2 separate regions of the Homo sapiens genome follow, and region 2 is linked to region 1. The links are chromatin loops, found by intact Hi-C in ENCODE. Cell type or tissue: Caco-2. All regions are shown on one strand. Links, peaks and the distances in the headings refer to the core of each region. The heading gives the core; the rest is flanking DNA.

Evidence for each region. Hi-C counts contacts between places; a loop is a spot of excess contacts. Peaks named below come from ENCODE experiments on the same cell type or tissue, not always from the same donor. Only the 100,000 strongest peaks of a DNase experiment are listed, where the experiment ranks them.
Region 2: a loop joins it to region 1, with 15 times the contacts of the local background. A loop is called at or near these places in 1 of 110 quality-filtered maps.

The regions. Positions count from the first base shown.
Region 1 is chr3:60,839,319-60,844,709 of GRCh38, forward strand. All of the region lies in intron 3 of FHIT (fragile histidine triad diadenosine triphosphatase), which reads right to left. Among named protein-coding and RNA genes, the nearest start is that of MIR548BB, 220 kb to the left of the region's middle. In Caco-2, for the core only: no CTCF peak of the experiment used is centred there; a DNase peak (open chromatin) is centred at 2,313.
Region 2 is chr3:60,735,022-60,740,412 of GRCh38, forward strand. All of the region lies in intron 4 of FHIT (fragile histidine triad diadenosine triphosphatase), which reads right to left. Among named protein-coding and RNA genes, the nearest start is that of MIR548BB, 120 kb to the left of the region's middle. In Caco-2, for the core only: no CTCF peak of the experiment used is centred there; a DNase peak (open chromatin) is centred at 3,200.

The DNA of each region.
Region 1 (5,391 bases), core at 291-5,290:
GTAAAAGACTCAGCCGATTCCCTGCCTTCTACACTCCATTTTACACACACTCCATCCTGCCTGCCGAATGACTTCAGTGTCTCTGTGACCAGTGAGTGAAGCAGCATGCAATGAGATCATGGCTAGATGGCAGCACATTCAGTGAAGTGCTTCAGCTTTCCTGTTGCTTCTGATTCCCTGGCATTTGTCAGTGTCTGTCAAAACATTAACATTTCTTAATGTATATTTTGCATTATTTACTAAATGAAAATTTTCCAATGACAGTGGCTGAGAAAAAAAAATCAGATTTACATACAGTATGTCAAGTTCACATTCGATGCCCCAGAAATGCCCAGTCCCCAAAGACCTCTAGGGACTGCAGCTCATTTGTTGTCCCTCTCCCTCTCCCGTTTATTATGCTGACCCTCTGCCCAGCCACATAGCTCACCCCACCCCCTTAGAAGCATCTAGAGTTGGCTCTAGACATGAAATGGAATAGATTTCTGCATTTACATAACTGCTATCGCACTTCTGGTGAAAAGTAGTTTCAGAAAAACACAGAAAAAAATAAACAGAAGAATAAAAAGTGTCTATGTGATAACATAAGGGCTTATTTAACTACGTCTTTATTTCCTTTACAGTCCAACTATTTTTTTTTTAAAACTGCATGCCACCTTCATGCTGCCTCTCAGAGGGGACTTGATCTTATTTAGACCCGGTGGCGAGGGTCCTTCAGCTCCGTGAGGAGCTCTCTAGCACTCAGTCCTCTTTAGAGGAAAGATATCTTCAGAGCCTAAAGGCCTTGAAAGAAATGACACATTTTTAAAAACAGAAAAACAAGCATGAAAGTGGCCCATCAGAAATGAAGGTGTGAACTAGAATACAATAGACAGCGAGGAAGGAGCCAAAAATCCTCACCCAGGCAGGCCAGGATATATGCAGATAGGGAGGAAATTGGGAGGCATTCCTTTGCTAATAAAGATGATTTTTCTTCTAATTTTCACATCTTTCATGATGTATCTTTTGTTTTTTGTTTTCTCTCTATGACTGCTGTTCTAAAATAAGTGGGCTTTAAGAATATGAACTACAGTCCGCATGTTTGCCAGCCCCATATTCTGCGATGAACTTGACATGTGAATGAATCAATTCTGCAGAGGTGAAAAGTTATTCCTACAAAGTCCCCAGTTTTCCTTGTGAGAAAGATCCCTACTTACCTGTAAACTTGTTAATTAAATGTCAAAGGTTTTTATATCAAGGACAATAACACAAGCCAACCTGGGAATCTGCTTGTCTGAAATAGGTAAAGAGTGTCTGTGTTTATTTAGAATTGATTGTACACTTTCCTTCATTCTCTACATAGATTTTATTTTCTCCCCACATTCTTCTTTTTCTGTATTGCCTTGAGGGCTTTCTCTTATAATTATGTGACAAATTATATCTGAATTATGTTCAAATAAGCAAGGAGACTGACGTTTTCTGTTAAAAACATATGGCCTATCAGTAATGAATGAAGTTTTGCCCATATCATGACATGACTTTATTGAAGGCACCATCTCATATATGCAGTTTTCAATGTGGTGTCTAACAGATTTGTGTAAAATGTCTAAAATTAAGCAAATGCAATTATATGAGTTAGTATCATCTTATCATGTACATTTTGCTTGATAATAGAAAAGCAAATGAAAAGTTTATTAGCTTATTACAACAGTCTGTTTTTGATTTTTACTTTAGACTCTATTCCTCTTTATTTTCTCCTCTTCTGTTTCGGGTCATTATTTTATCTGGAGAACCCAAAATCCAATTCTTCATCTGTATTTACCACATAGATCTTTAGATTCTCTTACCAATCCAACAGATTTCTGAATATTTAACTACCCTATTGTAAGTTGTCTTGTTTAGAAGAAATGGAATCTAAGATTGTGGCAGTAAAGGACAAGCTGTCAATGTGTTAAATAAATTCCTGTTGAAAAGTAACGGCATGCACTGTGTGTTAACATAATTTATTAGAACAATTAGAACCCATCCTTGTTGTCTTTTAATTAGATTATTCCCTGTTCTGGTAATTACACTAGACAAGGGAGAATAATAGTCTTGGGATTCTAAAATCATCTGTAGACTATGTGGAAAGAGAATAAATAATCAATAATGCTAATGTACCGGAAAACTTAAATTCCCAGAAAGAGATCTTTTATCATGAGCAATCCTTTGTATAAACAGCATTATTTCTCAATGTCTATGCTTATCTTGCCCAAAGTTGAAAAGTGAAGACACTGGACAAATAACAGATATTTATTTTACTGTCAGAAACCTGGTTGGGCTGGGCCACCTCTGGCCTCTAGTGGCTCAGACATTGCTTCAGTCCCTTGCAAAATGCCAACAAGAAACCGCAAATGAAGGATTTAAAATTCCATGCAGAGCAGCATATCTAGCAGTCTGAATGCCTAAGGGAAAGGATGCAGGGCTTTTAAGTTCTGGTCCTAGGTGAGGAATCATAAAGTTCCTCAATTTAAAAAAATATATACAAATGGACAAAAATGTCTTAGAACTGAGAAGGCTACTAAATATTAAAAAAAAATTTCTGATATTTCCATACATGAAGATGTTATTTGCAGAAATTAATAGGCAGGCTGTATGTCAGGAAAGTTTCTGGCTCTCAGGGATGGGCTGAGGCCTTTAGATGTGAATCGAACTACATCTCTGGTTTTATGTTTGGAAGACCATAGGGAATTCCAGTGCTCCAAGGACGCTCCGAGGGCCTACACAACTGTCATCAAGCATGTTAGGACATCCTAGAGAGTAGTTCCCAAAACTTCTAGGCTTCAGAATCTTGACAAAGTCATGGGTGGGCATATCCTGCCCTCACGGATAACCCTACAGTTGAGTAGAAGGATGCTGGAATGCACAGAATTGACACCAGTGAATCTGGAGTTCTCTGTAGTAATGAGCAACACAAATATCTCACCAACAGTCCCACTGTTATCCGAGTCTGCCTTAGTCAATGTAAACTCCTAATGAGACCATGTCTAGACAGTATTGATCTCCCACCAGAAAAAAAAAAAGAACTCAGAGTGTGACTTCTTTTCTAGCTTAGCCCAAATGACACCCTAAAACATGCTCTTTCATTCACTCATTGCTAACACTTTTCATAACCTGAGATATTTTATCAACTAGGCAGCCAAGGACCCATAGGCTTCTTCGCAAGGTATATGTGATATTTTTTATATTTAAAACATCTTTGATATTCAAATAGCAGATAAGAAAGTTACTTAAGCTTATTAAAGAACCTAGAGAAATTAAATGAGTGTATATATATATACATATATATATGAGTGTATATATATATATATATTTTTTTTTTTTTTTTTTTCCCTTGCTAGGCAAAGGAGACAGGCCTTTAAAAAATGAAAGTCCACATAAGATTAAGGTGTGATCATTCAAGTTAATGTGGGCAAGATATCTAAAGGAGAAATCATTAGCTTAAGCTATCCAAAGGATTTTACACACAGTCCTGTGGTTTAGGAGCAGAGGATCACCCGTACTACTGTGCTATCCATCCCAGCTGGGAAGACATGGTTCTTTATAGAAGTACCCCTTAAAATTGTCAGGGGTGCTATTAAGTACTTAGGGTTCCCCACTATTCTTATCTCCAGACTGGTCAAATCTACCAGGCATCTTTCTGATATATCAGATAGATATAATCTATCATAGATATACCAAAGATTTATTTGCATCTGAGTGTCCTGTGGTGAGGCATTCCACAGCAGGCTGTGCATCAGGTCTGTCTGCAGAAAGTAAGAAAGAAAGGAATACAGTTTAAAATTCACGTAGGAATGGAGTTTAAAAACTCCCCAGGCAATGTGAAGGTGAGTTAGGACTGGGAACCACAAGCTAAAAAGGAGAACCACAGAGAATTCTTTCTGACTTTGGGGCTGAAATGAAGCTGACCGAGGCATTCAGGTGGTTCCAGAGGCTGGAAAGTCTCATACGACAGGTTTTTTTCTCACAAAAGAGAAGTGAAATAAGTACCTTATTATGTTCCAATAATATCAAGATACAAATCTATCTTTTAGAAAAATGCTAAATAAAAACACAGTCAGAGAGAGACTTCCACCACTATAAATAGTTTCTTATAAATGCCACCTAGAGACAAAATTATCATTTCTATGATCCTAACCAAAAGAGCCTTGCATGTCTTGGAAATACTTTGCCCTCTAAAGCAACCAGAAGAACATTCCTTCAGTCTATGTGTTCTTGTGCTGGATTTTGAAACTTTTGAGCATTTGCTCCCAAAGTGAAATTTAAAAGGCTAACAGCAGGGACACCTGGATAACTAGAAAACTTACCTATTGATATCACAGGCTGCTTCTCCAAATATAATTTCTTGCAAGCATAGTAAAAATCCTATACTTGTTTGAAATGAAATGAAGGAAAGCCTATCATGAATTTCTTTTTCTCTGTGTTAATGAAAGACACGAGCACACCATGATAAGCAGGAGAGAATGACCTAGTGTTCATCCTTCTCTTCTTGTCCAACGCAGGTAACTATAGGTGGGCTCTGGGTAGAGTATATGATTGCTGCATATTTCTAAGAAATAAAGTTAATTTACAGGCTACCTCAATCCTGACACTCTAGGGGTAAGGCAAGCACGCATGTATGTATTTCTGGTAATCAAGAGGGAGAAATAGCAGTGAAAAATAGAGCTTGGATATATATCTTAAAGACATGCCACTGATTTCAAAATAGGGCAAGAGCACTTATGATTTAATATAATTTTGTTGGAAAAAGTTAACTCTCTCCAAGGAAATACAGAGCTTAGCAAATACCTTATAAATAATACAAAGGCATACTATAGTGTTTAGTAGAATCTTATTCACCCATTCTGATTTGGACAAATGTTAAATGAGACAAACAGGAGAAAAGTTTATTGATTAGGTAACCGATTAAAATTTTGGTGAAAAGCAGAAGTAGTAAGTTCCAGAAACAAGAAATAAATCATGTATATCAACAAGAGGAATGAAGGCATTTTGTGCAATCCTGGGGAATAGATTTTCTTAGGTATTTCATAAAATCATTGACTCTAGGGCAGGAAAAAACCCTACACACATAAACCCACAGCATTCTTTTTCCTGCCTCCACAGTTGTAAAGGCCCGATGATAAAACCTGTTTCCTAAGACTTCCCCAGAATGTGATTCAACACATTTTCTATTTTTTTAAAAAAAAATTTCTGCCACTTAATTTCATGTGATAATTTTCCCCAATGACTAACCAAATATGCTTCACTATTATATAAATCAATTCTTTCTTAATGCCACAAGTGAAAGTGCAAAGGTAGCTAATGGTTTTCTTCTCATAAAAATCACACTTTGGCTTTTTCCTTTCATATGTAATTAATCATATTTGTGACAATCTT
Region 2 (5,391 bases), core at 175-5,174, 100 kb before region 1:
CAATGAAAAGCCAATTACCTTTAACTATAAGAAACCTTATTTGCATTTATTAAAACAAATGATCTCTCAGTACTGGAGAAAATTATGTGGATTGGTTGATTAACCCTTCACTTGTAAGAGACCAGAAATTACTTTTCAGAGAGCCTGTATCTTTTCTAAATTTACAGACAGGAAACCAGTAAATGATAAATGATCAAGGCCCAAGGAAAAAACTGCATAGCACAATGGACATCTATGAGTTTCACTTGTGCTAGCATGCATTCCTCATTGTGCTGGTACCATCATCCTCACTTTCCTCTGGGGAATCCCCTTCTCCAGTTCTGACTCCAGATGGTGTAGATGGAGCTAACTTCACTCCCCACTGAGAATGAGCAAATGACCAATCAATGTATTTCACCGATGAATGATTCAGGGAGCCAATCATTAATTCGAGTCAGTCCAGTACTACTCAATGCTAAGATTTGAGAACTACTGAAGGAACTATTGTGAAAGGGAAGAATTTAAAAAAAATCTTGCTGGCATTCTGAGCTGGTAAGATAAAAACTTTGAGCGTCTAGCGGCCATCTAACCACTACAAAGTGAGACCATGCCTATGCGTGAGACCAACCCAATGGAAAGAAAACTAAGAGATGATAGAGACATATTTCTGATGCCATCTTTGAGAAGCTGCATCCAATCATTCTGGAGGCAAAAAGCTCTTAACTTTATAGATAGGCAAGCCAAAATCTTCTTACTTTCATTAAGCCACAGTTAGAGCTAGGTTTCTGTCATTTGTAAATAAAGAAGTTAAGACTAAATGCAAATCACTTATAGCTTATTTTATTACTAGGTACTCAATGTCTATGCTTTTGCATAGCTAAGTGAGAGAACTTAAATTCCAATACTGATGGGCTATTACCTCATGCAGGTACCCTAATAAATCTTGTTTCCTCTCAGTGCCATTGTTTCCTCATTTCTAAAATGGAGATTAAAATGGTAGCTCACAAAGAAGAAATACAAATGGCCTATAATCACATGAAAAAACTGTTGAACATCATTAGTCAAGAAGGAAATGCAAATCAGCTCTACAATGATACCACTTCACACTCACTAGAATGGCTATGATCAAAAAGATAGACAATAACAAGTGTTTTCTAGGCTGTGGAGAAATTTGAAGTCTCATATTGGCAAGTGGGATTATAAAATGGTGCTTCAAAAAGCATCTGGCAGTTCCTTAAAAAGTTAAACATAGAGTTACCGTGTGACCCAGCAAGTCTACTCCTAGGTATATACCTCTGAGGAAATAAATATACAAGTACACACACACATACAAATTAAAAAGTCCATAACCACATTATTCTTAACAGCCAAAATGTGGGAAAAAAAACCTTAAATTTCCATTTACTAATGAATGGATAAACAAAATGTGTCATATCCACACAATGGGCATTATTTGGCAATAAAAAGAAATGAAGTTCTGTTACATCTCACAACATGGATGAGCCTTGAAAACATTATGCTATGTGAGAAAAGCTAGTCACAAAGACCACATATCATATGATTCCATTTATGTGAAATGTCCAGAATAGGTAAATTCACAGAGATAGCAAGTAGATTGGCAGTCACCAGGACATAGGAGGAGAGGAAGGACAGTGACTGTTAATGGCTAGGGGTTTCTTTTCAGAGTGATGAAAATGTTCTAGAATTAGATAGTGGTAATGGCTACTCAACTTTGTATTTATACTAAAACCACCAAGTTTCACATTATAAACGGATAAACATTGTGCTATGTGAATTATTTCAATAAGAAAAATATCTTATAGAAAAAAAATGGTAGCCTATTCTGATTCTCACAAATGACCATTATAAGAAATCCATGATGATAACAATATTAAAGTGACGTTCTTGTTGGAGCCTAAGGAAAAACAATCCATACAAATGCAAAGGCCTATTGTTTTTAAGGCCTCAGCAAGTGCTAAGAGAATGGGAAAAGAAAATTACCAAATAGATTTTCCCAGATCACTTAGCTTCCTTTGTATCCAGCAATGGTCAACAAATATATAGCAGGCATACATAAAAGCTATTCGGAGATCTCTTGAGGTTAACAGCATGCAACATATTGCCACTGCCCCCAGCCTGGCCAGGAATATTATTTATGCCACCCTTTCACAGCTGTATCAATCTCCCATGAAACATTCAGAGCCTCCTTGTTAATAAACTACATTATGAGCCGGATGCATTGTCTGGATAAACTGCATTGTCCAAAACACTGCCCCATTATTACAGAAAATGCAGAATGTAATTAGTATTCTTCTTTGCATAAACTGCAGCTTCCAAAAATGGTGCCATATTATAAAGCCTTAATTAATAAACAAGAGTTGGGCCATGACCAGTTACACTTATCTGAATTTTATATTGTGAAGAAAGGCCACTGTTCAAATTCCGTTTACAAATATCTAAATTCTGGCTAGCCTACATGAAGATAGTCTAAACAGAAAGCCTGAGAATTCTGTGTTGCTAATAGCATTGTGTTGGTACACCAACAATAGCAAGCCATTAACTGCTGGGACATAAACCATCCTGAGAAATGTTCAGAGTGGAAGGATGATAACATTGTATTTCAGCTGCATCGTATGGTGCAATTCTTCTATTTGTTCATATGCATTTCCCATTTAATAGATGGAGGAACCAGGGTGGCTTTTCATATCTCTGTGAAACCTTAAATGTGGGGGAGAAAAGTGAGCTGGCAAAAAAACAAAAAGGATAAGTACGAGGTATTGTGGGGTGGGAGCAGGGTTACATCACAATGGAATGTAAGTACACAGTTGCTTTCTCCATTTCCAGCTGGTTTTTATTGATTTTCCCCTAACCTAACCCCAAAGCAAGGCCATTTACATAAGTCATGAGCATTGAACTAATATTTGGGACCATAATATTAAGCAGCCCATTTTATGAACCTCGGCTAAAGGAGCATTTGCATTAAACTGCACTCACCTGATTAAAATCCATCAACTCTAGCACCTTGAGAATTGTAGAGTACCTGTTAAGCTCGGCTGTGGGACTCTGCATACTGAGGCAGACCATAATCAGAAGGCAGCAAGGAATCCGACCGGGAGAGGAAAGGGAGGAGGAGAACATGTGATGTGTGTTGAAAAGCAGATCGCATGAAAGACCGCCAGTGCTCAAATCTGAAAAGAGTCCTAAGCCTACTGCAAACACAGAGCTGTGCGAACATGATAATTCTTTCAGCAAAGTCCATAATATGGCTTATAGGGCCCTGTGAAAACAAGGTGGATGAGATAGTATTACAGTTCAGTGAAGAGTAACTGGCCCAGCAATGGAATGTAGCATACACAGGAGGCCCCAAAATGGTCCCTGCCTCAGCAGAATGAGCAAGAGCTCAGAGAGTCCAAGCCGAGGGACTTTCTGCAGCCTAAACAAGCCGTCTTAGATCACTGCCCTTTCCATCAGCTCCAGGTACCAAGCACAGGCTCAGAGTCCTATCTGTCTCAGAAGGACCTGCTTTACCGTGACCGCAAGGATGGCATTTGAATCAGTAATAGGCTGTCAGAGGCCACCTTGATGCATTTGAAGAAGAGCTATCCCTGAGACATTGGTTCAAGTTCTCGATCTGTACCACCTAGCTGTGTGGTCACGGACAAGCAGTCTTGCTCATCTGACCAAGTGGATGCAGATAATAAACACATGTGAAATGAATGAATGAGAGAATAAGACCTCTGAAGCAGAATTTCTCTCCCCAGTGATACAGACAGAAGACAAGGAAATACTGGGTAGAAGAGGGAGGTTCCCTGGCAAAGGCCCCAACCTCAAGCCTGGAGACCTGCGGCCCCTAAGTGGGGCATTTCTGTTTTTGTACCCAAACGGTTGCCTTTTGGCATGCCACACTCCCTTATCCTGTACCCATATAAATCCCGGACCCCAGGCTCCAGGAGCAGACAAGGAGAAGAGGAGAAAAGCAGACAAATGACACAACAGAGAAAGAGAGAGGAGAAGGAATGTCTGAACGCCGAGAGGAACTCAGCTGGGGGCAGTCGGAGAAGAGTTTGGCCGCTGAACAGCCAAAACTCCAGGGGAAGATCATCTTCCCATTCCATCCCCCAGCCAGCTCCCCATCCATCCCATTGAGAGCCACCTCCACCACTGAATAAAACCCCTGCATGCATCCTTCAAGCCTGTGTGTGACCCAATTCTTCTAGGATGCTGGACAAGAGCTTGGGATACAGAAAGCTGTCACACTGGCCCTCTGCCCTTGCAGAAAGGCAGAGGGAGCACTGAGCTGGTTAACACTTAAGCTATCTGTGAATGGCAGAGCTAAAAGAGCATTGTAACACTGGGGCCACAGGCACCCACCCCTAGACACTACCATGGGACTGGAGCCCAAAGCACTCACTCTTGCTCCTGCACCTGGCCATCTGTGTGCTCCCTCTCCCACAAGGGGTTTGAGTTCATGGTGGTTGAACAGAGAGCCGCACCCCTGTCGCATGCCCCATGAGTGGGGCCAGGGAACTCTTCTGTTTCATCAACACTATTGACATTTGAGGTGGGATGATTCTTTACTGGGGAGGCTGTCCTGTGCATTGCAGGATGTTCATCCCTGGCCTCTACCTACAAGATGGTAGTAGCACACATACTCCCTCAATTATAACAACCAAAAAGTCTCCAGACATTGCCATATGTCTCTCAAGAGCCAAAATTATTCCCAGTTGAGAATCTCTAATTTATCCTTCAGAATGTACATTCCAGGATCTAAATTAATGAGCCATACACCCAGATAGTGCCCCCTAATTATTAGGAAAACTTACATAGATACCTTCATTATCACTGGAAATTCATCAAGACAAAAATTTTACTGAGCACCTATTATCTGCCATGTAGAAAGATACTGTTCCTGCTCCTGAGAAGCTCACAAGTTTAAGTGGAAAGTGGCATTTTACAACTTCACATCAAAGAAAAGAGAAATGTTCAGGTAACCATCTTTCCAATAAATAATAGAATATCCTTCTATCTGATTAGAGAGGTGAACTGTAAAGACAGGCAAGAATCAGAGCATATCTCTTTGCTATTAAAAGAATACTACATGTATCAAAGTTGCTGACATTTGATAAGGTGAATTTTTGGTAATTTTGACTCATTTTAGATGTTTGCTGCAGTTGTTTATTGCTGGGTGCAGGGAGTCTCAGACTCAAAGGACAATCTTATGAGGTGGTTTAGCCTAAGAGCATAAGCCAAAAGAGAGAGCTCTGGAATGAAACTGCCTGGTTTTAAATCTAGATTCTGCCATTTGCTTGTTACGTGACCCCTGGCAATTCATTAACCCCTTCAATCCTCAAATCCTTCTCTATGAAAAGGAGATAATCAATGTACCTACCTCACGGATTTGTTAAAAGGGTT